Regions from separate parts of the Homo sapiens genome. Here regions 1 and 3 are each linked to region 2. A link is an interaction called in ENCODE POLR2A ChIA-PET data of the cell type or tissue named here. Cell type or tissue: MCF 10A. All regions are shown on one strand. Links, peaks and the distances in the headings refer to the core of each region. The heading gives the core; the rest is flanking DNA.

Evidence for each region. ChIA-PET counts read pairs that join two places held together with the same protein. Peaks named below come from ENCODE experiments on the same cell type or tissue, not always from the same donor. Only the 100,000 strongest peaks of a DNase experiment are listed, where the experiment ranks them.
Region 1: POLR2A ChIA-PET joins it to region 2 with 16 read pairs; 5 of 35 experiments call an interaction of 5 or more read pairs at or near these places.
Region 3: POLR2A ChIA-PET joins it to region 2 with 85 read pairs; 14 of 35 experiments call an interaction of 5 or more read pairs at or near these places.

What each region holds. Positions count from the first base shown.
Region 1 is chr21:34,860,864-34,872,005 of GRCh38, forward strand. All of the region lies in intron 5 of RUNX1 (RUNX family transcription factor 1), which reads right to left. The region is part of intron 1 of RUNX1-AS1 (RUNX1 antisense RNA 1); the gene reads left to right. Among named protein-coding and RNA genes, the nearest start is that of RUNX1-AS1, 30 kb to the left of the region's middle. RefSeq lists enhancers at 4,437-5,636, 4,907-5,076, 5,117-5,396, 6,377-7,044, 7,045-7,710. In MCF 10A, for the core only: no CTCF peak of the experiment used is centred there; DNase peaks (open chromatin) are centred at 3,378 and 4,828.
Region 2 is chr21:34,793,298-34,798,811 of GRCh38, forward strand. The region is part of intron 8 of RUNX1 (RUNX family transcription factor 1); the gene reads right to left. Among named protein-coding and RNA genes, the nearest start is that of RUNX1-AS1, 40 kb to the right of the region's middle. In MCF 10A, for the core only: no CTCF peak of the experiment used is centred there; DNase peaks (open chromatin) are centred at 2,664 and 3,784.
Region 3 is chr21:34,839,599-34,850,740 of GRCh38, forward strand. All of the region lies in intron 6 of RUNX1 (RUNX family transcription factor 1), which reads right to left. All of the region lies in intron 1 of RUNX1-AS1 (RUNX1 antisense RNA 1), which reads left to right. Among named protein-coding and RNA genes, the nearest start is that of RUNX1-AS1, 8.9 kb to the left of the region's middle. In MCF 10A, for the core only: no CTCF peak of the experiment used is centred there; DNase peaks (open chromatin) are centred at 5,183, 6,323, 6,803 and 7,173.

The DNA.
Region 1 (11,142 bases), core at 2,406-4,905, 69 kb after region 2:
CCTAATCGTGAGAAATCTCCACCGAACACTCCCCAAAGATGTGGATTCTATCTGTATTAAAGTCTATAATAAAAAGAGCAATAGCAAGTAACAATTAGATGATGAAGGCTGCTCTGCCCATTGTGCCTTTATAACTAAAGTCTCAGCTGACCTGTCCAATAAACGAGGTGAGGATGCTTCTGGGGAGTGACTTCCATGGAGCAGAGCATCAGGGATGCCAGGAGACTCTGCCTCCAAATCCATCTTTCCCATCAACTGGCCTGTCCCCAGAACCTAGAGACGAGTCTTGTTGGCCTTTGGGGATTTGCCAGTTTTAGGACATCGTTCAGATGTTATCAGGCGACACTCTGGATGCTTTCCTACCGTGGCATCTAGCTGAAGGAGAGGACTGGGTAGAAGAGGCCTTGGCCAGGCCCAGCAAGCAGGGTATGTGATGTGATGTGGAGGAAGATGCTGCCGCAGAGGGAGGCAGGTCCTGGGGGCAACTGCCCATCTCACTGGGCAGTCTCTGGCTTTCCAAGAACAGATCCAGGAGCAATGACAGCCACAGACGGGGAGCAGCCACATCCACATGTTCCAGAGCTGACTAACAGATTGTCCTACAAGCCTCATGGTCAGCCTGTTCCCTCTCTGTCAAGAACCCATGAAGGTTATCACCTGTATCATCAAGACTGAACTCCAGAACCTGCTTTTAGGATCTTCTCACTAATAAGACCCTGCCCCAAGTAATTTCTCACTCACCCCCTCTCCTCCGCATACCTGACTCCCAGTGTGCACCCTCCGAGTTCTACCCATGAGCCATGGCATTGAGATGCTGAGGTCTTCCTTCCTCCAGCCACTTCGCCAATCCAAGGCTCCTTGCTGCACCCTTCACCCGAGTCTTCCTGCCCTTCAGCATCTGGCAACGGGCAGTCACTCAGTCACTTGTTTTCCAGGCAGCCTTCCTTGATGACTACATTTTGCTTTATGGCTGTTTGGGCTGCCTCATAAATCATCCTTCACCTTTGATTATTTAGGGTGTCATACTGAATGCAGTTTGCGGCTGTGTAGACCTAGTCTCCCAGAAGGTGGGGACCCTTTTCTATATACCCATGTAGCCCTCACAGAAAGGTGGGAAAGGGTGCAAGTGGGAAGGGGCTTTAGGAGAGAGGGGGTATTTAAAATTAAAAAAAAAAAAGTCCCTTGAGGACACAACAATAGATAATGCCATTGTCCCAGTCCTGAGTAGGTCTAGGGGTGCATGTGGGTGTATGAGAGAGAGAGAGAGAGAGACTGAGGTGGTTCTTTCAGCAAGAGAGTTACAAGTTTGGGGATGCAATACAAACGATTTTACCTCTCCAGATCTCAGTTTCCTCATCAGCAAAATGAGGGGGGTTCATGGGATGCATGCAATGTCCCTTTCAACTCTCTGATTTCATCTTCCAAGAATGCAGCTGGCCTGAGATGCCCATAGCCATGTGCAGGCGGGCAGGTCCACGTGTGATTCTTCTGTTGCCTACAACTCTAGCACCTCAGTGACTTCATAAAAATACTGTATTTGTTTCCTGGGGCTGCTGTAATAAATTATCACAAACTGGGTGGCTTACAACAATAGAAATTAAGACTTTCACAATTCTGGAAGTCAGAAGTCCCAAATCAAGGTGGCAGCAGGGCCACACTCCCCCTGAGGGCTCTAGGGAGGATCCTTGCCTCTTTCTCGCTTCGGATGGTGGCCAGCATTTCTTGGCGTTTCCTGACTTGCAGCTGCAGCACTCTAGCCTCTGCCTCCATCTTCACATGACTGTCTTCCTACTGGGTGTCCCCTCCCTCTTCTTAGAAGGACATCAGTCATTGGACTTATGGCCCACCCAAGTCCAGTATGACTTTATCTCGATTACACCTGTAAAGACCTTAAGCCATATTTTAAGGTTCTAGGTGGACATACACTTTTTGGAGAACACTATTTAACTCAGTACAAATAGCAATGTAGTAAGAGCTCCCATCATGGCTCTACCAGTGACAACTGCTCTACAGGCACGCGTGTGTTTTACCCTCTGGAACAGTCTTGCTCCGATAGTGGCTCTCCTACCACCACGCTATCCACGACTACCCAAATGACAACAAAGAATGGTTGCATTCATAATACTGGCATTTTTAAGTCGTGTAGAACTTACAACTTTTTAAACACCTTCCCATATACTATTTCATTTGGTCCTCACACCAATCTCATGAAATAAACAAGATGGATTTTATTGTTCTTGATGAATAGGTAGCAAAGCTAAGGCCCAGAAAGGTTAAGTAATTTTCCCAAAGTCACACAGCTTTGATATACAGCAAAACTCATATCCCTGAGCTTTCTACTCACTGTTCTTCCGGTTATTATCCCTGAGGTCATAAATCTCCACCCGCAAACCCAATAGCACCAGTACAAGAAATCTGGACTGGAGATACTTTATCCACACCTACCACTGCCCCAAAAAGTAAAATCTGACTCTGTGATTCTAATGTACCAATGGTACTCAACCTGGGTTATAGCTCAAAAGCATTTTCTTACTGAGCTGCGTTTGGGCCTCTGGCAGTTGAGCACTCATGACACCCCATCTGGTAAACCACAGACTAACCTATATAATCAGGAGTAAAACTTAATCAAAGTGATAATTTGTGAAATGAATGGTCATTATCTGAATTCTCATTATTTCATGCCCATCTTTTTTTTTTTTTTTTTTTTTTGAGATGGAGTCTTGCACTGTCTCCTGGGCTGGAGTGCAATGGCGTGATCTCGGCTCACTGCAACCTCTGCCTCCCGGGTTCAAGCGATTCTCCTGCCTCAGCCTCCCGAGTAGCTGGGATTACATGTGCATACCACCACACCCAGCTAATTTTTTGTATTTTTAGTAGAGATGGGGTTTCACTATGTCAGCCATGCTGGTCTCGAACTCCTGACATTGTGATCCGCCCACCTTGGCCTCCCAATCATGCCCTTCATTTTAAGCACAGTCACAAGACATTTCCACCGAGCACACACTAGTAGGTGGGGCGTTTTGGCCAGTCATGTGGTTCTCCCTCACAAAGGGCTCTTGTTTACAGCTTTGGGTACAAGGACATTTGCTTATTATCTTACAGACACAGTGATGACTTCTTCACAGGTGTAGGTGACATTTTTCCACAGCACGAAAACTGCCTTACACGTCCTTTGTATTCTTCCAATGAGACCCAGCAGAGCCTTGATACTGGGCTGCAGTCAGCAACGGGCGCACCTGACAGGAGCCACATGCTCTGCCCTCCACGTGGCCCTGCCCTCTCTGTGGCCCCACCCCATGGCGGCTGGGACACAGCCCTTCTTGGCCAGCATCTGCAGAAGTAGGATCTGTGCCTCGGGGCACACGTGTTATGAGCCAAATTCCCTCATTGAAATGACCTATAGGCCTGGTATTTTAAGTACATGGGTGTGGAGCACAAAAGACTCTCAAGTGTTTCTCCCAGCGAGCTGCAGCCGGAATAGTGAGAAATCACAGGAGAGCAAGGGAGGGCAGGTTGGCTAAATAGCAACGGCCCCAAAATGGGCTTTTCAGGACCCAGTGCAGGGGTGGAAGGATGGGGCTGCTGCCGAGAGGGCCGGTGTTTCTGTTGGCAGCCTGGAGGATCCAAGGCTCCCTGAAGCACTCACTGGCCTTGGTCTGGTGAGGCCAGCAGAGGCTTTGGTCAGTGCACAGATGGCCCCAGCACTGATCCTGTGTGTGCTGCTGGAAGTCGGCAGCTCTTGGTTCCAGAGGGGGCCACCACGGGGTCACAGGGTGGCCTGCATGGAAGGAAGCCAAGGAAAGGGGTAAACAAGGGGTAAACACCAAGTCCTTCCTCCTGCTCACTGAACCCTGACCACCACAGCAGCATCAGTTCCAGCCAGGGCTTGGGTTCCAGGAGGACCATTAGAAGACCATTAGAAGCACCAAACGACACTCATACTGAATAAGAAGGTGAGAACAAAAAACAACAGGGCAGATGAGGTTTGTCTTGATGTAGGCTTGGAAGCAGTGAGAGAGAAGAATTCCATATAAAATCCCATGAAGGTGGAAACACAGTGGTGATTCATTCAGTGTGGACTCTCAAGGCAACCTACTTAGGTTCAAAACCTCGCTCTGCCACTTGCTAGCTGTGTGACCTCAGGCAAGTTACTTGACCTCTCTGGGGCCTCAGCTTTGTCATCTGTAAAAGGGGGTTAATAACAGTCATTCCATCTCGTAGCATTGTTCTGCAGGTTAAATGGAATGCTGAATATACAAGCAGAGCACAGGGAAAGGTCTCAGTAAATGTCAGTGGAATGATCATTAAAGACATGATAAAGGTGATTCCACAAAGACCAGAGCTGTGACAGATCCCGTAAGAAGGAGCTGGGGATGAAGTAGGCACTGACGTCTGACATGAGGAGGGGTTTTGTGCGTGTGTGTGTGTGTGTGTGTGTGTGTGTGTGTGTGTGTGTGTGTGTTCAGCAGGTGATGGGGCTGCTACCAGGCCTAAACGCAACTTGAACTTCAAGTTCAAGTTCACTCCTGCCCCGCCAGCTGGCGACCTTTGTAAGGCACAACTGTGAGTGGCTGATATGCTATGTAAACAAGCCAGGCCAGTGCTCCTCACTGCAACATGTGTTGTCTCCCTCGACGCCAGTGTGTCCATCCAAATGCCAGGGCAAAATACTAACTGCTTTATTTAGTTGGGAAGAAGGTCAAGGGGTGAGTCTTCCTGGACACTCGCTGCCATGACACACTCCCCAGGGCCAGTCAGCGGGGAGGCCCCAGGTCTAGGCTTGATTAGTCTTGACGTTGGCGGCCCTGGGGCTGGTGAACTCTGACAGCCAATTGTGGTCAAATAAAGCCACGGCTGGAACCTGCAGTTCCGCATGGCCCAGCGCACTCTCCACTTCCTCACCACATCTGGGAAGTGGCTAAACCTCAGGATTGCTTCAAATGTGCACACTGCTCCCCAAAGAGCTGAGGGTGGCAAGGAGATTACAAAGCAAAAAGACATGCAGCTCGGGGTCATTTCTTGCCTAGGTGTGAAGAACATATTTAAAAGTGCATCCAGGCCACATCAGAGCAGAATCCTCCTATAACACCCCGTGTCTGACGGGCGAGCCCCGACTCCTGTTGTGACTCGGCCTCCTCAGGTCTAGTTTGCAGGTATCCCCGGTCTACCTGAGTTGGCTCTGCAGCAGACTCTGTTCCTGTCACTCTCCTTAGTGTAGGTCTGTAAGCATGAGTCATCTTCTTCTTTTGGGGACAGTTTCAGGGGATGTGAAACTTGCCCTTTGTCACGCAAAGGAAGGCTGCAGACACAAAGGAGCCGTCTGCCCTGGGGGCTCAGAGTCCTTAGGAAACACAATCGCAACATTTTTCACTCTTGTGTTTGTCTGCAGGAAAGCCAGTTGTGCCCAGAGTCTTGAAACGCCCAAAGAGTGAGAAAGGAAAAATAAAAGAAAAACATCGCAGCTTTTAAAAACCAAGAGAGTCAGTGAAGGCTCAGGTTCTGCTCTTTGCAAATTCAGGAAATCCCACAAGATCCTGAAAGGTTGCAGGGAGATTTCTCCTTTTACAATAGATGGCTTTGGGTCTAATTTTAATTGCGGATAACTAAGTATAAAAATTAACGTACCCTCGGATTCCAGGAGTAGTCTGCATTTGGAGTATTTTTTATGAAGTATTTTTAATTTTGATTTCTCACTTTTCCACTGGAACAACCTAACAGCCAAAATTCATGCTTATGCTCCTCTTCCATTTCCTTACCCAAACATTTGCCACTATTTTTGACAGTGGAGTTGTATAATTAATTTATTTGGGGATTTCTGGACGGGATACAAATCCTTCAACTTGCACATAATTTCCTGATTCTCCATGCTGAATTGAATTAAGATGTCGGCGTACTGTATATACTTGTGTGCAAAGTGCCTGTATTTGCAGATTGCTTGATCCAATCGCACTCACATCACACATGCAAAATGCAGACTTGAGGCCTAAGCTACTGGCACCAGGACTACCCTCAAAAGTCAGACTGAAAATCAGGTCCTTAGAATATAGAACTCAGTTTTCCATGGAAATGGCATTTGTTTGGAATTATGGATTGTTTGAAAAATAGCTGTTTTACTTGGAGAAAACCGAAGACATGCAAAGCATTTTCTCTGGAGATGTTCTATGAAAATGAGTTGTTTGAGGACAGGGACAGAATTTTATTCATCTTTGTATCTTCTATTCTGAGGCAATAAAGAAAAGTTTGATAAATGAGGCCAGGCATGGTGGCACATGCCTGTAATCCCAGCACTTTGGGAGGCCAAGACGGGAGGATCACTAGAGCTCAGGAGTTCAAGACCAGTCTGGGCAGCTTGGTGAAACCCCATTGCTACCAAAAATATAAAAAATAAAATAAAATAAAATAAAAATAAAAAATAAAATAAAATAAATTAGCTGGGCATGGTGGCACACATTTGCAGTCCCAGCTACTTGGGAGGCTGAGGCACAAGAATCACTTGAACCCAGGAGGCGGAGGTTGCAGTGAGCCGAGATCACGCCACTGCACTCCAGCCTGGGTGACAGAGTAAGACCCTGTCTCTAAAAATCAATGAATCACTCTGCAAACTTTCAGTTTGACAGCCAGTCCTTTACAACGTCGAATTTCACTTGGAAGGCATAGCTTGCTTTTTCCAAGGCACAGGTATGCTGGGCTCAACTGCAGGCAGGGGAAAAGCTCAGGTTTGCAAAAGGAGTGGAGGGGCGGGCCTCTTTATTTGGCAGAATATCACCTATCCCACAAAACACCATGATGTTCTCATGCAATCTTGCATTTCCTTTCCTGAGATTTCATTTTCCCTTTCTAATCTTCCTTTTCCTTTTGATACCACAGTTCCCTAGGATCTCAGCTGGGGAACCAAGTTTTAACCAAAACACCCCAAAACCCTGAATTCGCAGCCCCCTGGAGACCAAGGCCACACCTGCTGCCCTGTGCTTCCCCCAAGGACAGCCACCAGATTTACCAGTCTTCACTCATCCATCAGGCTGTGTGTTTGGGCTGGGGTCACACAGGGCAAGTGACCAAAGTGACCTCCTGGGCCTGGCCTCCTCCTGATTCCGATAGTGCCCCTAGCCGGGTGCCTCAAACACACAGCCCAAGGCCACACAGAGCTGCAGCTGGGAGGCCTGAGGCATGGACATTCTTCAGGGAAGGAAGGCTTGGGGGGCGTCAGCTCCTGCTCACCAGCCTTGCAGCACTTGCCACTGCAGGTAGGAAGAAAGGCAGGTGAGTGTGGAGGTAGAGAGGGAAGAGAGGGAAGCTTGAGGCAAGCTTGAGGAGGGAGCTGACTTCTAGGTACAGTGCCATCTACCAAATGGGGTCCTTGCAAGCTGGATATACACATGCCTGGCGCTGCTTGAAAGGAGAAAGGAGAGCTTTCAGTCTCTGGATGGGTCTCTAAGCTCCCCACGCACCCTCCAAATGTCCTTTCCATTCTTTAAACTGTAAGCCAAGTATCTTTCCACAATTTGTATCTGGAGTTAGTTATAAGTGGTTCTCCATTTCATTAGGATCAGACCAAATTCCCAACGTGGATGTTAAGGCAATCCCCGCCCTATCTCTCTGTAAGGCTCCCCGCCATCACTCCCCAACCACCGCCACTGGAGCATCTCTCAGCTCCCAACAGGCCAGGTGCTCCTTCCTCACTCTGCTTTCTCTGCTGGGACATGATTCTTCATGCCTCCACCGGGTTAGTCTCCTTGTCACCTGCAGGTCTCAAGTGAATGACAAGTGGTCCAGGGAGACCCTCTGAACCTTCACCAGGTTCTGTACCTCTGAGCCTTGGCTCCCGCCACACCCATCTATCATGTGTTATCTACTCACAACAGGGATGGCCTACTTAATTGCCATGTTCCTTACTAGCCCCCAAGGCTGTGGGTTCTCTTTGGCTGACCGTCGTATTTCTCATGCTAGCCCAGTTCCTGGCACACAGTAGGTGCACAATGTATATCTGATAAATGAATGAATGAAAGAAATGCCCTTAGTAAATGACCTTGGGGGGTGGGGCAGAGGGAGAGTTCTAATAAAACAGGAATAGGTACTATATTTCCATCACAGGGTCAATGCCCAATAAAAGTTTGTAATTATATTATTATTACATAGGCTTTTACTTGTGAATACTTATGGAATGCCTGCTGTTATCTCATGCACTCTCATTTTAGTAGGCCCTTAGCAGGACCAAGGAATATAAATTCCTTGCCATCGAGGAGTGGGCCCTGAAAAACAGCATCATTCCCAACTTTTCAAATTCAGCAAGACCCATGCTGCCTCTGGCTTGCTCTCTCCCCTCCTCCCTCAGGGATTCTCGCTGTAGAAGGAAGAACATCATCAAGAGGGGCCCTAGCTCTTCTTCCTAAGTATAGTTACATACACACCATCTCGCTTTTATCATCCTAACATAGATGATATAAGTCATAGATGAAAGGCACTCTTAAACCTATTGAACACAGATGGGGAGACTGAGGCTGGCACATCTGAGTCCTACAGGTGTGCCCTCTTCTCATATTACATTATGCTACTTTTCTAGGACTCACAGAATCATCGCTAATAGATGTGTGTGTTTTCTATGTCATCATTACGAATCAAAGGAATATTAAATAGGACACAATGGGTTCGGTGTAATCTAGAGTTCAGGGATTTGGCCAGAATGCAAGATAATAGTGTAGTAAGAACCCTTCCAAGTGACAGCCAGATGAACCAGTGCTGAGTTTATACGTGGCCAAAAGAGAAAAATATGCATGGATGTTCACTTGCAGTTTATGAAAATGCTGAGACACAACCTTAAGAATGGCTTCCAGCGGAACATCCGGAAGTCCTCAAGTAGTCCAAGGCGAGCTGCCGTGGCACTGCTACAAAACCCCTTCAACTTGGGTGGAGGCAGCAATGATCACTCAGGAAGAATGTGATGCTGCCAGGTGCCAGCCTGTGTAACCCAGCGACAGGACAAAGGGATTATTCTGCTTCATTATTAAAATGAAGTGTTTACTGTTAAAATACGATTGGGAATTAAAAGGGGCACATATGAATCATAAATATTTGCATGCCATTAATGTTTGGACAAAAGAGTTGGAAAGGCTGAGTTGGGAGAACTTCTTTTCCCATGAAAAGCAGTGCTTCAAATTACAGTACATATTTAATTTCGTTTCTCCTATTGCTAACAGGAATCTCAGGGCCTGCCGCATATAACCCTTTCACGACCACAGAACCGTATGGGGCCCTGAAATAAGGATAAGGATTGTGTTTCCTCCTTGGAAGCTCACCCATTTAGACAAACAAAAAAAGCAGACCTCTGGTTGTTGTTGCTGTTTGCTGTTGTTTGCTATGCACTCACAGAGTCCCCATTGTCTGCCCCATGGTGTTGGTGTCACTGCAAAAAGTAACAACTCCTAACCTATGTCTTGTCTCAGGTAATCAATCCTCATTGTCCCTCTGTCTTCCCACAGACAAGGGCAAAATCAGGCTTAGACAGGTCAAGTAGCTTGTTCAAGGACAGATAGCTCCAAGCCAGTGGTTCTCAACCAGGGGCGATTTGCCCCCAGGGGACATGACGCAATGGCTTCAGAGATTTCTGGTTGTCACAACCAGGAGGGTGGGTGCTAGTAGCCCCTGAGTAGAGGCCAGGGGTGCTGTTAAATGTTCAACCATGCACAGGAAAGCCACTCACAGCAAAGAATAACTGGCCCTAAATGTCAGCAACACCCAAGTTGAAACACAGTGGGGAAGCCAGTAAAGTCCACGTGCTGACCACTAGGCTGTACTGCCTAACATCAAAACAGTCCTGGGCCCAGCACAGTGGCTCATGCCTGTAATCCCAGCACTTTGGGAGGCCGAGGCAGGCAGATCACGAGGTCAAGAGATCGAGACCATCCTGGCCAGCGTGATGAAACCCCGTCTCTATGAAAAATACAAAAATTATCCAGGCGTGGTGGTGCAAGCCTGTAATCCCAGCTACTTGGGAGGCTGAGGCAGGAGGATTGCTTGAACACAGGAGGCGGAGGCTGCAGTGAGCTGAGATCACGACACTGCATTCCAGCCTGGTGACAGGGCGAGACTCCATCTCAAAAAAAAACAAAAACAAAAAAACAAACAGTCCTGAACAGTCATTCATTCACAGACCATGTATCAGGCATCATCTAATGTCACTCATGATACCACCTGGAGCTTTCTAGTTAAAGGCTGGATCTCTTGATTTTGGAAAATTCCTGTGAGCCCACTTCCTCGGGGCTCCTGAGCACATCTTCCTTTCCACAGTGCTTGGGTCTCCGTTCCTACACACACCCTTGCATGCCACAGCTGTTTTCAAGCTTTTTCCCCAGTGACCTTCTCTCTAGAGCACACCTACAGCAACTCGTGAGCTCTGTGCAGTCCCTGGCTCAGACACCGTCCACGAACTCCCATTTGGATAGTTAATGCTTACTAGTCACAGATTACATGACACACAAGTGATCTCTGTCGAATCTAGGAGCGTTGCTCTACTGTAGGGAGCTTAAAGGAAGCAGATGTATACACGGAGAAGGAAAATTAGGCGTGAGGGTCCCCATGCAGCACAAAAGCAAGGAAACGGACAAACAAACAAAGCAGACACAGCCTGACCTATTCCAGAAACTCAACCTGCAGCAGGCTCTACCTTGATGCACTGGGAACACCTAGGGGAGTCTCCCTACGGATTTTTGTTTTCAAATCATCGTGCCCTGAATCTCAGTGTAAAAACCGGTGATGGCAAAACTGACATGCTGGGGCAGGTGGGATAAAGCTCCAGAGGAACCCAGCCATCTGTCTGCGGGTGGCATCTGCAAGCCCATCCTGTGGGCGGCAAACCCACAAACCTTGGTCCTGTCTCCCCTCCTGCCACGTAGTGCCTTCATTTTTATTTAGGGTATGCAGACTGAGCCATTTTGGTGTCTGGGAGTTGTCTGTCAGTGACACACACCAAGACCTTGCTTTTATCACTTTTTTTTTTTTTTTTAGACGGAGTCTTGCTCTGTCACCCAGGCTGGAGCGCAGTGGCATAATCTCGGCTCACTGCAACCTCCGCCTCCCTGGTTCAAGCAATTTTCCTGCCTCAGCCTTCAGAGCAGCTGGGATTACAGGTATGTGCCACCACTCCTG
Region 2 (5,514 bases), core at 1,402-3,901:
ATGTAATGTAATATGACATGATATATGAAATGATGTAGTATAGCATAATATGTATAGTATAGATATAATGTGCAATAGTATATACTATAATATGTATAACGTATATAAAATGTTGATATAATCCTAGGGTTGGCAAACTGCAGCCTGCCAGCCAAATCTGGCATTTTTGCATGTCCCAGGAGGTAAGAATGCATTTTACATTTTTTAAATGGTTGAAAAAAAAATCCAAAAAAGAATACTTCCTGACCTGTTAAAATGACAGGAAATTCAAACTTCAGTGTCCATCCATACTTCGGAACACATCCTCACTCATTCTTTCATGTACTGCCTGTGGTTGCTTTAGAGCCACTACTGTAAAGTCAGGTGGTCAGTATAGGGACTGCAGGAGCCACAGAGCAAATATTTATTCTTTTTTTTTTTTTTGGAGACAAAGTCTCGCTCTGTCACCAAGGCTGGAGTGCAGTGGTGTGATCTCGGCTCACTGCACCCACCACCTCCTGGGCTCAAGCAATTCTACTGCCTCAGCCTCCCGAGTAGCTGGGATTACAGGCGCCCGCCACCAGGCCTGGCCAATTTTTGTATTTTTAGTGGAGATGAGATTTCACCACGTTGGCTAGGCAGGTCTCGAATTCCTGACCTCAAGTGATCCACCTGCCTCAGCCTCCCAAAGTGCTGGGATTACAGGCATGAACCACCGTGCCCAGCCCTAAAATATTTATTCTCTGGCCCCTTACAGAAAAAAGTTTGCTGACCCTCTATTTGATCAATATATTAATATACCAATAATATAAATTAATCTGTGATATTAATATAGCAGATGATAATTTGACACTAATGTAAAGGATGCACAAATATGTTACTACTAACACAATATGTTATACATAATATATATCCTAACAATATTAATATATAATAATACATTACACATAGTATTTAGGTTGAATGATAGAAAATTGCCATTTTTATAGGCCTTCGACAGTTGAAAAATTGATAATTTCCTAGTATTTAAGCGAATGCATGGCTCAGTAGCAACTGCTGAGCGAATGTCAGGGAATACCATTACCACTCCTCCTCTCCATATCTACTTTCATACTAGTTCCACAATTTTAGAAACAGTACTGCCTTGAGTTCACCTGGTATTCTCTATTATGCACTTCACTAGTTTGTTAACACAAGTAGATGTAGGACCTTGATTTATCTACTCTGTTTTTTGCACATGTGGAAATTTTACCAGAAATTGTAAAGCTTTGTCTCTAAAACTCACTTTGTTACGACTGTACATTATTTTGTTAGGATTATGGATTTACAGTTTCACCAACTGGCTTTAGGGCTGTCCTGTGGTTCACTGGCTCTCTCTGCATTTTTCTTACCTACAGGCCGCCCTTGGGAACTACGGAGGATTTGTGTATTAGGCAGGGTTCCCTATATCTGTAGATCAGAGTTTCTCAACTGTTGACACTGTTGACATTTTGGGCCAGATCATGATTTGCTGGGGTGGAGGGGGCTGTCTCGTTCATCGTAGGATGTGTGGCAGCATCTCTGCTTTACCCATTAGGTGTTAGTAGCATCGCCCGCCCCTCTTGTGACAACTCAGAATGTCTCCAGACATTGCCAGATATCCTGCGGGTGGGGTGACGGAAGCAAAGTCACCCCAGCTGAGAACCACCACTGCAGATGTAGAAGGGCACCCTGGAGAAGTTCAGGTTCCTTAGAATTATTCATTAAATGACCAGGCTAGGACTCTCCTCTTTATATCAGCAAATCCACAGACAGCAACAAACAGTAGAAACATGAATTCATTGTTTTAAAATGTGAAGTTCTCAGATCAACACACAAAATAACTCTTAAGCTCAGATGGCATGTGGCCTGTGTCCTTTTGAGTTCAGGCTGATAGAGAAAGTCGACAGAGCCAAAAGCTTGCTCTGAAAGGAAAGCTACCAAGGTGGATTAATCTGTTTTTGGAAGGCAGCGGCAGTTGATCAACTTCCTCATATTTCAAGCCTATTATTCCAGCAGGGAGAGCTAGTGTGTTTTCTCTCTCTCTCGCTCGCTCTCTCGTCTCTTCCACACCCCATCCTCCCTCCCTCTAATGGCCTTTTATTGCTCTAACACATTTTTAAAAATGAACTCCTCTGTACCTTTGGGGTGAATGTGATGAGGGGATACACTCCTCATCAGAGGTAATTAAAGTTTATAGAAACAGCCCAAGTCTGTAGCAGATCCCTTCACTAATGAGGAAACCAGGAGTCTGACTTTCAAACAAACACTCCTGTTAATCTTTTCAAAGCCAGGCAGACATGTGGGCAGGGAAAACGTTGTAAACGGACAGTGGTTCTGAGGCTGCCCTTCCTTGGCCACACTCTAGTCATTCTCGAGCCAGGCCACACCTCATTCCACAGGGTTCATCCCTGCCCGCTCTTTGGGGCCATCTGTGAGCAAGCCCTGTGTCACTTGTTTTTGCTGACATGGAGAGCTGTGACATGTTTGAGAGTTAACAGGAAGCTTTACTCCATTTTTCCATTTAGATTTATAGAGTCTACGGAGAAGCTGGGACAGGAGGAAAAGCATTAGGCAAATACAGTCAGTTTGTTGTCATCTGATGCAATACTCTGGACACAAATAAATGACTCTGCCCATTATTCCTCTTGCTTCATTTGCCCTGAGACAAAAAGGTGAATCCACTGGAAAATGAACGAAAGGTCACCCTGTTTTACAGCAATGTCTGGACATGCTCTGCCAGTAGGTTCCAACTACTACATGGTAATGTGGTGATGGTACCAAGTTACTGGAATCCAGAGTGAGTCCGTGATTTGTCATGGACATAAGTACTGGAATGATGTTATGGTCTCAGCTGTTGGGGGAAAATAGTTCTTTCACTTGTGAGGAGAACATCCAAAAGAAAGAGCTGCAATGCTGCCTGTGATCCTTCTTCTATGTACACATGAGCAACGTCATACTACAAAAGACCATCCATTTGGTCAAACTATCTTTTTTACACACATTTTGATAATACAATATCTTAGGCCTTCTAGATATGCTCAGATTCAAATGCTATATTCAAATGTTGGTTTTCATCTTTGTGTCTTGTCTCAGATCCCTTATTCAAACCCATCAGTCTGCGCAGTTCACCCATCCAGCTGTAGCTCTTCTGTCCTTTTGGCTGGCCTGGTGTCCCCTGATTCAGCAGAAGTGTGGGGGGAGTTGGGATCCCCTGATATTCACAGAGAGTTTTTAAGAGTAGGAAATCTGGGGCTTAGGAGGTCCAGGTATTTTGGTTGGAAGTGTTTTCCCATTGATGGGGCTAAATATTTGCCATGACAGCTCAAGTCTTCGCTCTCCAGCTTGACATGGATGAAAGCAGCCTCGCTACAGGGCCCCTCCTACTGCCCCCAGAGGATTAAACAACCTGAGCAGGTAATGGCTGCCTTAAAAGGAGCTTTTGCATGACTCAGATTAATGCATGCTGTCTGTCGCCCAGGTTGGCAGCTAAACATTAATTTTTTTTGAAAAAGAAAAAAAAAAGTAAACCTCTAGATGACAACTCTTTTCAGACAAGGTGTGGAGTCTGTCTGCAAAGGATAGAGAGAGAGAGACAGACAGAGTCCAAGTCCCCAGCGCAGAAGGAAGCCCAGGTGGGGCTGGGGCCGGGAAGAGGGGCAGAGCACAAAGCTGTCGGGCTGGATTAAAAGGCAAAGCAGCCACAGAGCAGTGTCAGGTTCTCAAAGCTGTCGGCCAGGCAGCCACTTTCCTTTTATGTATTCCACCCCCCTCCTGCCTCCAGGTTTATGACAACACTTTTCAGGCCTGTGCTCCAGGCTTGATTTCTCAGAGGGAGTTCTGCCAAATTGAAGAGCAGTCTCCCATACTGTTCTATGCCACTGTGAAAGCTCATCTGGAATTCTGTCCTCCCTCCAAAAAGAAAAGAATCATTCTTGGGTTCTGAAATGAGGCATGGTTTTTATCTACTTCACACTCCCATGCCATAAAATGTTCTCTCTTACTCCTTGGGTGATTGAAGTCCAGGATATTCACAAATGTAACTGTGATATGGGACTTTGGAGTGCACATGTTACTCATTCCTTTTATTTAAAAAGTCACCCTACCATCTGAACACCAGTCAGCTGGAGGAGTTGGCCCCTAGGGTTCTTGGACTATAAGGTGCTGATCTTGGGTGATGACCAAGTCAAAAGACTTATGTAATAAATTCCAAAGGATAGACCCATAGCAGGAACATTTGAAGGAGAACAGGCATTATTTCAGGTGAAGACCGTAGCCGGTGTGCAGAGGGGTGCCCTGAGAACAATCAGTAAAAGCTGACAAGTGCCTTTGTTCTTGAGGGATAAGCTTCTAGAAACCACAAGCTAAACAAGATGCCAAGATACCTGTGCTACTCTCAATGCCTTGGAGCAGAATGTACCATGAAAATATTGGCATTAATGGCCAAAAGTAATGTGAAAACCAAGCACTTAAGTTGGTTTTCCTATTTTACTGTACCACCCAAGAACACTGGAAGGCAGTGGTTCTCACCTGGGGACAGTTTTGCCCCTTGGGAAATTTGGCAATGTCTGGAAACATTTTTTATTGTCCTAACTGGGGTGAGGGGGATGCTATTGGCATCTAGAGGCCAAGGATGCTGCTAAATATTCTCCGATGCTCAGGACAGACCCCCCCCAACAAAGAATTATTTGGCCCCAAATGTCAATAGTACTGCCGTTGTGAAGCTCTTAGAAGGCATTCTGTGAAGCTCTGAACAGCAGCTAAGGCATCTGGTGAAACCTGAAGTAATCACAACTGTCTGGAAAACACAACATTACACAACATTTAAAATGGCAGACATGACTCCACTGCCCCTGTGCCTGCCCCCTAATCTGCTATAATTTGATCCCAAGAGCTGAAAAGCAAGACCCGCCCCGTTCCCCCAACACACATGCGAGTGTGTTTGCAGGCATCATAACACTGAAGTTCTCTGAAGTATTTTCACAGTTTGGTGCAGCTCCAATTTCAAAGCCCCAAACACTAAGTTTCTTCTTTTGCCTTCAACAAAGGAATTTTTCTCTGTAACTCTGATTTCCCTGCCCACGAGCAAAGGTGAGTGCCAAGCCCAAAGGGCTCATAGGTTAAATGACTAATACTTAATGAGCTCATATTAACAACAATTATGCTAACCATGACACCTGAGTTTTTCACGCTGTTCCTCTGGCCTCTGTATGAACAGCGCTTAGTTGGAATGTCTAATTTGGGGTATACAGTCGGTTCTCTATATCCGTGGGTTCTGCACCTGTTTAACCAACTGTAGATCAAAAATATTATTAAAAAAAAGGATGGTTGTGTCTGTATTAGACATATACAGACTTTTCTTCTTGTCATTCCCTAAACAATGCAGTATAACAAGTATTTACATAGCATTTACATTTTATTAGGTATTACGAGTAATCTAGGGATGATTTAAATACATGGGAGGATATATATGTTATATATAAATATACCATTTTATATGAGGGACTTGAGCATCCA
Region 3 (11,142 bases), core at 5,161-7,660, 50 kb after region 2:
CCCAGCCACACTGTGACCTGCAGGCTGTGAGGCTGTGTTTCACCTGCTTGAGTGGGCAATGGAATTACCTGGGCATTCTAGTTTGGTAGGTTGGTCTAGGGTGAAGGGCCTGAGAATTTGGAGTTCTAATAAGGTCCCAGGTGATGCTGAGGCTGCCGATACAGGGAGCACGCTGGGAATATCTGCATGAGAGGGAGAGCTCCTCCTGATACTCAAGCTTCCAATGTGCATTACTACTTCCCTTCTCCTGCCTGCTTCTGATTTGCTGTGTGCTGGGGAGAAACACGCGAACTAAATATGCCTGAACTGTGTTTAGACTGTGTTCATGAGCAATGACTGACGGCCTCCTTTTGGTGATAACTATTTGGCCGTCTTTTCATTTTTTTAACTCTTCAATACACACAGAGCAGCTGAAAATGCCCAAACTCTGCCCTGCAGATAGGCCGGTGTGTGACCGTCTCTGTCTCCTACAATAACTGGGCACATTCTGTCAGAGTCACTGTCATGATAATCAGTCTGATTGCTAAGGTGAACCCCAGATTCTCAAGTAGGAAGTAATTTCTGCTGTGCCATCTATAGAAAGACTTTGGGGAATGGCAGGGAAGGGTTACATGGAACCTTTATTCCGTTCCACAAATGCAGCAGTTAAGTTCTCTGAGTGCCCACAGGACCGGGTGTTAATGCAGATGCCACAATCCTCCTCCCCTCTAGAGAAACAACATGGTCCCAGGGAAACGTGAATGCTAGAGTAGGCGTTAAGAATTCTCCATTCTAAATCTGCTTTTCTACCAACCTTTGCTGTGGACAAGAACAAGTCTCTTCATCACTGAGGCTCCGTATCTGGAAGCCTGGAATTAAGAGACTAAGAAGGATTACTCCAAGGGACTCTAAAAGCATCCACAACAATTACATCTGCTGCCATTATCTACTCAACTGGTTCTAAGCACGGTCTTTCTTGAACAACTTCTAATGAGGTTACGACTTTCAAAGTTTTCCCTTTTGTCTTTTTTCAGGCAGACACCTGGCTGCGGGAGCCACTGCCAAGTCTAGCTGTCAGGTTGGTCTCAGAGCTCTGTCTTGATCCCCACCAGGTCGCCCAGCCTGCGATCCCACCTGGCCTGCTCTATCTTTCTGTGTGCTGGGGGTCAGCAGCTTTGCACGAGGTGTCCTAAGAATTCACTCTCCCTCTGCCTCCAGCTGTTTCATCAGTGACCCTTTGGACAGTTAGTTATGAGTGACCTTGGACTTCAGTATTCAAAGGTGCCCTCCTCTCTCCCTTAAGCCTTCACAGAGCCTTTCGTGCTACCCTACTGACTGGGACATTCCATTCTGCTTTCACCCCTCCCCCTCTACCATCCCAAGGCTGAGTCCAGAGGGAGTGGGACATTAAACACACCTTAAAATTTGCTAGGAAGTTGTCAGAGGCTGCACCTGGGAAGAAAGCCACTCTGCGGAACACTCATCCAGGCTCTCATTTCCCAGCTTCTTGTCTGGGTTGGAAAACAATGAGACATCTGCCCTGAATGCCCACCTTTTCCATCAGTGGCAGTAGGCACATAAGTCTTAGGTGAGTACCTGTCACCCACCCCGCCCACACTCCCTGTGCAGGCCCCTGTTCCTCTAGCTCATGCCCCTAAGCCTCTTAGAGGTGGATGAATCCTGGCAAGTCCCCTAGGATACCTCCACTTCCTAGGAATCCCTTTTACCCACTCAGCGATTTCTAGAGGGGTGATGCTTTAGCCCCAGAGAATCACCAGCAGGAATAGCAGAGCCTTTGGTCGGAAAGAGCTTTTGTACTCTTGTGGGTGGTAACAGGAAAGCAAGCACTCACTGGGTCCACCTGTGTATGGGGCTTTCCTACTCTGGGCCTTCCCGAACCATGGTCCTACAGTGGCCTCTCAGGTGACATGAAGTACAGGTCATGTCACCTGAGGTCAGGTGGCATTTTCTTAAGCCTGTTTTCTAAGGCAAATGCCTCCTACTTGAAACTAGAAGGCAGATAGGTTGAGCTCCCCTCTTTGCTCCGGCAGCAGTGGCCACCTTGCTCTTGCCCCTGTGTCACTGCCCTGGGGCCTTTGCACTTACTGTTTCCTCTGCTCAGGAAGCTCTTCCCTGAGATCCCTGTGGACCTGATCCCTCCCACCCTTCAAGTATTTGCTGAAATGTCATCTTCTCCCTGAGGAGTTCCTGGAGATCCCCTTTTAAGTTGCAGACTATCCCACATCCAGCCAGTCCCTAGCCCTTTGGCTTAGGTTTTCTCCATAGCACATGTTAATGTTATCCAGGGTCTGTCTGCACCCATGGGACTGTAAAGTCTACAAAGACAGGGATTTTGTATTTTTTCTGCACAGCCATGTCTCCAGCACCTATAAAACCAACTGGAGCCTAGGAGGCTCACTAATGTTGGCTGAATGAATGAATGAGTACTCAGGTCCTTCATGATTGGTGCTGTCCAATCACCCTCCACTAGGTTGTGGGAAAGCAGAAATCATTTCAGGTGAAGGAAGTTGTAATTAAAGTTTTCAGCTGAAATGTAACTACAGAAAAACTTCTTGTTGAGAAAAAATACAATATCATAACTGAGCAGTTTCATGAGAATTGTCTCATTAGAAGTTGAATCAGTCCGGGCCTGATGGCTCATCCCAGCACTCTGGGAGGCCGACACAGGCGGGTCACTTGAGGTCAGGAGTTCAAGACCAGCCTGGCCAACATTGTGAAACCCCATCTCCACTAAAAATATAAAAAAATTAGCCAAGCATGGTGGCGCGCACCTGTAGTCCCAGCTACTTGGGAGACTGAGGCAGGAGAATCTCTTGAACCCAGGAGGTAGAGGCTGTAGTAAGCCAAGATCGCTCCACTGCACTCCAGACTGGGTGACAGAGGGAGACCTCTCCAAAAAAAAAAAAAAAAAAAAAAATTAAATCAATCAGGAAAACTCATTTATTTTCATAGTGAAAAATCAAAAAGAATAGGTCAAAGGCTCTTTTGCTGAGTTGAGAGTGGCACTCTGACATAAGCAAAGTCCACCAGCTTCTCCTGTTTCTTTGTAGTGAGTACCCTCTCACACGCACACACAGAGAGACATACAAAAACACAGATGGCACACATGCACACACATACACACATACAGACATGCATGGACAAACATACACACGGACACAGCCATACACATAAAAACATACAGATGCAGCTGGGCGCGGTGGCTCATGCCTGTAATCCCAGCACTTTGGGAGGCTGAGGCGGACAGATCATGAGGTCAGGAGTTCGAGAGCAGCCTAGCCAGTATGGTGAAACCCCATCTCTACTAAAAAATGCAAAAAGTAGCCGGGCATGGTGGCACGTGCCTGTAGTCCCAGTTACAAGTAAGTGGCTGAGGCAGAAGAATTGCTAGAACCCAGGAGGCAGAAGTTGCAATGAGCCAAGATCATGCCAGTGCACTCCAGCCTGAGCGACAGAGCGAGACTCTGTCTCAAAAAACAAAACAAAACAAAATATAGATACACATGGACACACATGTATAAACACACATACAGACACACATGGACATATACACACAAACACAGGCATGCATGTAAACACATACAGACACACACATACACAGACACCTGGACACACACACAGATATAAAACACACATGGGGATACACACATATAAATACACACAGACACATGTACATACGTCACACAGACACATATATTAAGACATGCACAGACACACATACACATACAGACACAAACCAGGACAGACACATATATACAGACGCACACACACATATACATATATCACACAGGGACACACATGCATATACACACAGGCAGATATACAGACATGGGGACACATATATACAAACATACACACATACTGACATACACACATATACACATACATACATATACATCCATCACACATCCATACATCCACTCACACACACACACCGTTCTGTGATCGCCCTCAGGACATGGGCCAAGACAAGTGTAGCAAGCAACAGTCAATGGACAGGAAAGGCTGGCCAACGCCAAGGCAAGATCAACAACCAATACAACTTCAAGCCAGAGACGCACACAGGCCTGCCCCTCCCCAGCCCCCCTGCACCATGCGCCCAAGACTCACGGGACAAAAACCCAAACAAAACTCTGCTCCCTGAGTCCAGGGCTCATTGCCACGAGCAGTGGAGTTTTTCGCCCACTCACATGAGACTCGGGCCTCTCCTAAAAGCAGAGCACTCAAAATCTAAATCTGCCATCCCCGGTCGCCAGGGCTCACTGTCCATTTCTGTCTGGTGACTAAGGAGGTAACTTGAGCTCAGGGCAGAGAAGCCACCTGCTGGCTTTTGCTCTTGACCAGAGGTAGCCCTCTGTGGGGGAAGTGGAGGCAGTTTCTTAAGAAGGGTGCAGACAGCTCCCAAATTCAAGGTTTTTCTTCTTCTACCAGCCTATAATCCCAAATATTAGCAACCCTCCCTAGGTTAAGGTCTTATCTCAAGGAAACCCCCAGTTACAGCGTAACTGAAAAGTAACCAGAGAGTGGTAACCACCAGTGACATGGATTTGTTGATCAGAGTAGCTCCTGCCCAGGGACAGACTCTAAAGAGAAGGCGACTTGCAGAAGAGAAAGAAAGTATTGGTGGCGGGTGGCGCACTATGGAGATATGAGCACTGACTCACAGAACGCTGCCTGGAGCTTCTGACATGGCTTTGGAGTTCAGGCATCAGCAGGGCTAGTCCTGGGGTAGACAGGCAAGACCTGGGGGCCAGGAGAAGAAGATCCAGGAGGCGCACACACACTGCTTGCGTGAGCATGTTACCAGCACTGAGGCTCTCCACACTGGCCTCCTAACCTCCCTGCAGGAATCTCAGTTCCCCTCCCGCAGCAGCAGATCTCATACATAATGGGCAGAGACACTGAGCATGTTTGGACAGGACCGAGGTAAAGGCAGGGCCCTTCCAAGGTTGGGTGATGCCTCCATAAATGCTGGACAAATAAATGAATGAGTGAGTGAGTGAATGAATGAATGAGTGAGCCCCTTTCCTGGACTAGATTTATTCTGGAATGCTCATCCAGCAGTGTGGAGGATGATCTCTCCTCCTCTGTACTTCTAAAAAGAGGGAAGGAAATTCCCTCCTATTTCTAAAAGCCCTGCCCCCTGGGCCTCGGGGACTTTCCCAACAGCAGGGGAACAGCATCTGACTCTGACGCTCTCTCCTGTCACAGACGCCAACTGAGGTTCTAGGCTGGCCTTGCAAAGCCCTTGGACAGATGGCTGAGCAGGTCCTGGCTGGTACAGAAGGACAGGGTACCCTGGCCACTCACAGCTCCTGAGTACTCACTAGTACAAAAGCCAACCGCAGCAAGTTGTTTTGAACAGAACGTTGACCCTCCCTCACAAATAAGGCTTCCGGTTGTTTGTGTCATGACAGCCTCATTCAGGCATCAGGCTCACTTCTATGCACTGTTGTCCACGTGCCAGAAGCAGCCACCTGCTGAGAAGGGCATCTGTGAGGAGGGAGACCTCTTCTAAAGTTACCTGAATGGGCAAGTGGCTGTTTGCCTAGACTCCCACAGAGCACAGCATGGTGATGAAGATGCTGGTCCCACTGTCTGCCAGGTAACATTGGGAGGGAAAGTTCTGTTTATTCCAAGACACTAGTGCCTCCTATTCACCTTGGTGACCACATTTGAGCCAGTTAGGAAATGAAGGAAGGGAAGGTTCCATCCTTGCCAGGGATGGAGACAGGGATGGAGGGCAAGGATGGACGCCCAGGACAGCCTTCTGTCCGGCAACATTCCCCCTCCTCAATCCTTTCCCGATTCGAAAGGTACACAACTTCCCCCTGGCCTGTCTACCTTGAGTCTCTGCCTATGGCTGCCTGGCCTGGTGAGACCAGCCTCCCAGCTCCTCTGTGTTACGCAGGCAATAGGAGAGCTGCCTTTTCAACAACTGTTTTGAACTTTCCTCTCCTTTTAACTCCTTCAACAGTCCCTCTTCTGTGTGAACACTCTGGTGTGTGAAAGCAAGACCTCAGCTCAGGGAGACAGCCCTCATAAACTGCCGCAGATTACCCTGTCTTTTCCCAGCCGGAGGGGGACCCCGCCCCACTCCCTTCCCAGTCTCTTCCCCACCCCCAACTTTTTTTTTTAACCACTTCTGCTTCCTTCATTTTCTCAGCAGCTGCAGCGGAGAGATATAGTAAAGCTACTGTATAGGATTTTGAAAGCAGGGCCTCCAAGAGCTTTCCAAACTCCACACAAGCCAGTTATTCTCTGCCTTGTTTTCTTTGGCTTCAGGTTAGTAACACAGAATGAGTCAAACAGTATTAACTTTCAATAGGGAAGTGGTGTGGTCAACCAAAGCTGTTTGCGGCTAGATTATGAAGATAGGTAGGGCAGGTAATGCAGAATAGCCCATAATACTGTGAGGAGGCAGAGGAGGGAGGCGGCCCCACTCAGAAACACTCCAACAATTAAGTCAACAGAACTCACACCATCTTTTTTTAGTTGGCTGAGGAATTAACACCAAGGTCTCTGACCAGCCAGCTTTGGGAAGTTGGCCATAATGGGGCTTGGACAATTGAGTACTTTGTGGGTTTAAGGATGTCTTTTTTTTTTTTTTTTTTTTTCAAATGTTGCCAAAGTCATGGGAACTCTAGTTAGGAAGATTTCCCCTACTTAGAGCATGTCACTCTGGCGTGGACCTTCATTCATCTCTTTCCCCGGCCTGGGGTTGATCCATTCTCCCTTCTTCCCCCTTCTCCTGCCCTGCCCCCACCTTCTCAGTCACAATCTTTGTCTTCCCAGTTTGGCAGGACATCCCAGGGGCCCCTGGGCTTTCCTTCCTGAGGTTAGAAGATGGTGCTTTGAAAGAACAATTGCTCCTACAACCATCAAATCAAACTTTTAGAAGCTGATAAAGACCTTAAAAATCATTCAATCTCCTCTTCTTTCTCCTTCTGTAGATGAGGAATCTGAGGGTCTAAGAGGAGACATGAGCTGCTGAGATTGACTGAGCTAGCAGGGCCAGACATAGACTCCACGGGCAGGCCCGCAGTCTTTCCACCAGGTCAGGCCACTCCCTCGCCCAGGGCTCAAGATTCCTTTTAGAGTTCAACAGAGCAGCTCCCGAGAACAGACCAGCCCTCAAGACTCAAATTTCAGTGGTTTCCAGTTCTTTCTCCCTGCACTCAGCTACCTATTTATTTTGAGACTGGCTGAATCACCCGAAGAATAGAACGGGTTTCTCTGAAGCTGCTCCCGGCAGCATGTCAGCAAATGAACAGGACAGCGAGCTGGCCTCTGGAGCCTTGGAAGATTCTCACCTCCAAGCAGCTGCAGTTTTTGACTCGTCCTGGGAAACTGGCACTGAGACTCAGGGGTGTAACATTTCACCTCCCTGAAATCAAATCCAGAAATCTCAGGCGAGCAGCATATATAAAAAGCCACAGGGGAAAAAAGGAATACGGACTCAGCAACTCTTAGGTGCTCTGAGCCTCTTCCCAAGCCTTCTGGTTCTGTGAGCATTTCATTGAAAGAAAATGGAATAACAGAGTTTTAGAAGAAAAACTGTATTTGGTCTTGCAAGAGAAAAGTATATTCATATAAAACTCAGTTCTCAACTATTTGCCAAGGTTACTTCTTTTGTTTCCAACATTTAAAAAGGGTATCTAGTTGTAGGTAGAGAAAACATTAAGATATGTGAATGGAAAAAGGTAAAATTTCTAAAAGTATGGATTCACAGTGGGGTCTGATTTAAATGTTTAAATTTTTTCTCTTTAATTTCTTCTCACCAATCCTGAAAGACACGACGAGATAATATCTACTTTCAATAAATCAATTAATTTTATTTAAAATCCCTAAGATTTTAATATAGTACATGCAAAACAATAATAGATTTTCTATTTTTTAATTATCTAATTATATTTATATTATCTAATTGACAGACTACTTAAAAAGCACATTGATATATATTATCTCAATGTGTCCTCAAGAACCCTGTGCAGTAGGCAGAACTCATAGTATTATTCCCATCTTATAGATGACCCAGGGGAAGCTTCTAGATGCTCAGAGCTTTGCAGGTCACACAACAGCATAGGTGCTTCATGTTAAGAAGCAGAACTGCATTTTGATAAAACCTTTAATTGGAAAAAGATCACCTCTCCCTCAAGGAAGTAGGGCAACATGGTTGACAGGGTTATGTTTCAATGAGGAATACATTTGTTGAAGCCAGTTCAGTGATGCAGTAATTGGAATTAATAATAGGTAGTATGGAAGGAAAAGAGAAAAAGCCCTTATTGTACTGTATTGTGAGGGCCAAATCTGCCAAGCTTTTTTTTTTCTTCTTTTTTTTTAAGTACTTGGCAATGGTAAATATTTGGCCCCCACTTGAACAGAATTCCATTTGTTTCCTCTCATAAGGTCTTTGGGACATGGTCAAGGGGCCTACCCGTCTAGAGCATGTGCTTTAATAATAGCAGCTAATATTTAAGGAACACTTCTGTGCCCAGCACGGTGCTATGCCCTAACATGAATTATTTTATTCAATCCGCACAATAATCCCCAACAGAGGGATATCATACTCCTGGTTTTATACCCAAGGAGGCTGAGGGTGGGGAGGTTAATCTGATCCCGAAGGGGAGGCCAGGCTGAATCAGGAAGCCAGCTCTGGAGCTTCGCCATCAGCCACTGCTCCAGCTCGCCTTTCAGGCTATCTCTTTTAATCCTCACATCCCCTAGCAAGAGAGGTATCATGCAGTCCATTCTACAGATGGGAAAACTGTGAAACGCAGTTTTAGACTTGAAGCTCCAAACTCCTTTCTCGCTCACCGAGGCTACCTGAGCACCCTGGTTCACTTTATTTTTTGAGACAGAGTCTCACTCTGTCACCCAGGCTGGAGTGCAGTGGAGCAATCTCGGCTCACAGCAACCTCTGCCTCTCGAGTTCAAGTGATTCTCCTGCCTCAGCATCCCGAGTAGCTGGGATTATAGGCGCCTGCCACCATGCCCGGCTAATTTTTGTATTTTTAGTAGAGACGGGGTTTCACCATGTTGGCCAGGCTGGTCTCGAACTCCTGACCTCAGGTAATCGGCCCACCTCGGGCTTCCAAAGTGCTGGGATTACAGGCGTGAGCTACCGCGCCCAGCCCCCTGGTTCACTTTTGAAACACTGGGCTATGCCTGGCGAGTAGTGTCCGAGAGGCGCGTGGGACGTGGCTCCGCATATTTCTCCTAGCTCTTTCAAATGAATGAACTGGAAATATCATACAACCACTTCAAAGGTAAGTGAAAATAAGGTGGTACCAGGAAAATATTCAAAGGGCCATAAATCTATGTAGTATCTAGGAACTTATTTCAAATGTTTACTCTTTATTTTAAATAATCAGAATATGACTTTTAAGCCATGGTGAACAAAAACAAATACAAAATCAAACAAGTATCAAATGTTCGACATTTCAGTATATGGAAGTACACTGAAAGATTTCAATAGCAGTCTGGGTTTTTGTCAATAATTGCTTTAATGGAAACTAAGTATATGTATATCATGAAAGTACCAAACCAATGTACTGCCTTTAAATAACTTTCTAGGGGTCTTGAGAGTTGGCAGATTGATTCCATTGTGTTACTTTTTGAAAAGGCAAACAGAAAAGAACTTTGCTTTGGGTACATATATATATATATAATATATATATAATATATATTATATATAAAATATATAATATATATTATATATATATTATATATACTATATATATTATATATAGTATATATAATATATTATATATACTATATACATAGTATATATAATATATTATACTATATATAATATATTATATAGTATATATATTATATATATACTATATATTATAATATATAGTATATATATAATATATATTATATATATATATATTAGCTTGGCTTTCACCTATGAATGTGAATCCAGAATATTTGGCTATTCATGACAGCAAATTTTACCAGTGACACGGCATAATTTACACATAGAAGTTGATGAAAATATACCATGTGTCAATCATACTATAAAAAAGGAATTTCACATCCAACTAAATGTCACTGGCTTGTGATATGTCTGATAATATAGCCATAATGTACGGTAATAGATTATACCTAATTTACCCTTTCTGTATTGCCAACTTTTCATAATTAATACTTTGATAGCAAAAAAAAGCAAACCTTCTCTAAAAGTTGCCTTTAAAGGAAAAGAATATGCGATGAACAGGAGAACACAGAAATTGCCTATCAGCTCAAATGAATTTAAATGCAGATATGGTGTAAGGGGGTAGCTTTTACTTATTTAAGCTAAACTGGAATTATTATTATTATTATTACTATTATTATTTTGGTGGTAGTAGTGGAGTTCCATGAGACCCAGTGTATCAAATTCTTACTAATGCCTTTCCTAGTTACATGGCTTACAGGAAAAAACAACAACAACAAAAAAAACTGAAGCCTTTGAGAAAACTCAAGGAGAAATTTTTCAAAATGAAAAATGGAAAGTGGCTAGGGTATGAGAAAAATTCTAAATCTACCTGAAAGCACAGGAGTTGATGTATTTTAATGTGCTGGGATGCTGTGACTGCCAACCGCAATCCATCTGAAAGCTGTGGGTCCATCCATCCCCATGGGAGACGTGCACCCAATGACAAGGCCTGACCATCTCAGACTGGGGCTGCCCCATCAGACCCCCAAAGGACACAGGCAGCAGGCGGAGCTGCCTTGCACACATGGAAGGGTCTCCAGTGCTGGTCACTGATTTAGGAAACTCAGTGGGTGGCCGGCCATGTTTATGTGCTTGCAAAGCTTGGCTGCGGGGAGAGATCCCAGGCACGCTTGGGAGACACACTGCATTTGCCTAGTACAAGAATTCCGACCCCAAGACACCTGCTACATTACACGTCACGTTTCTAGGACAGTGTGGAGACTTCTGCAGCTGTGTCATGCCTCTACTGAACAGGACCCATGTGTTAGATCTTAAGCACTGATGTTTGATGTCACCCACACGTGACTTTTCTTTCTGACTTTTTCACAAAGTGCAACATTTGGGGGCAAGGCCATTTCACCCGTTAGTGACTTAGGAACAGTGCCCAGAGTGTTTCCAGGGCCCATGCTATACTAGAAAAGAAATTTTACTGGGTC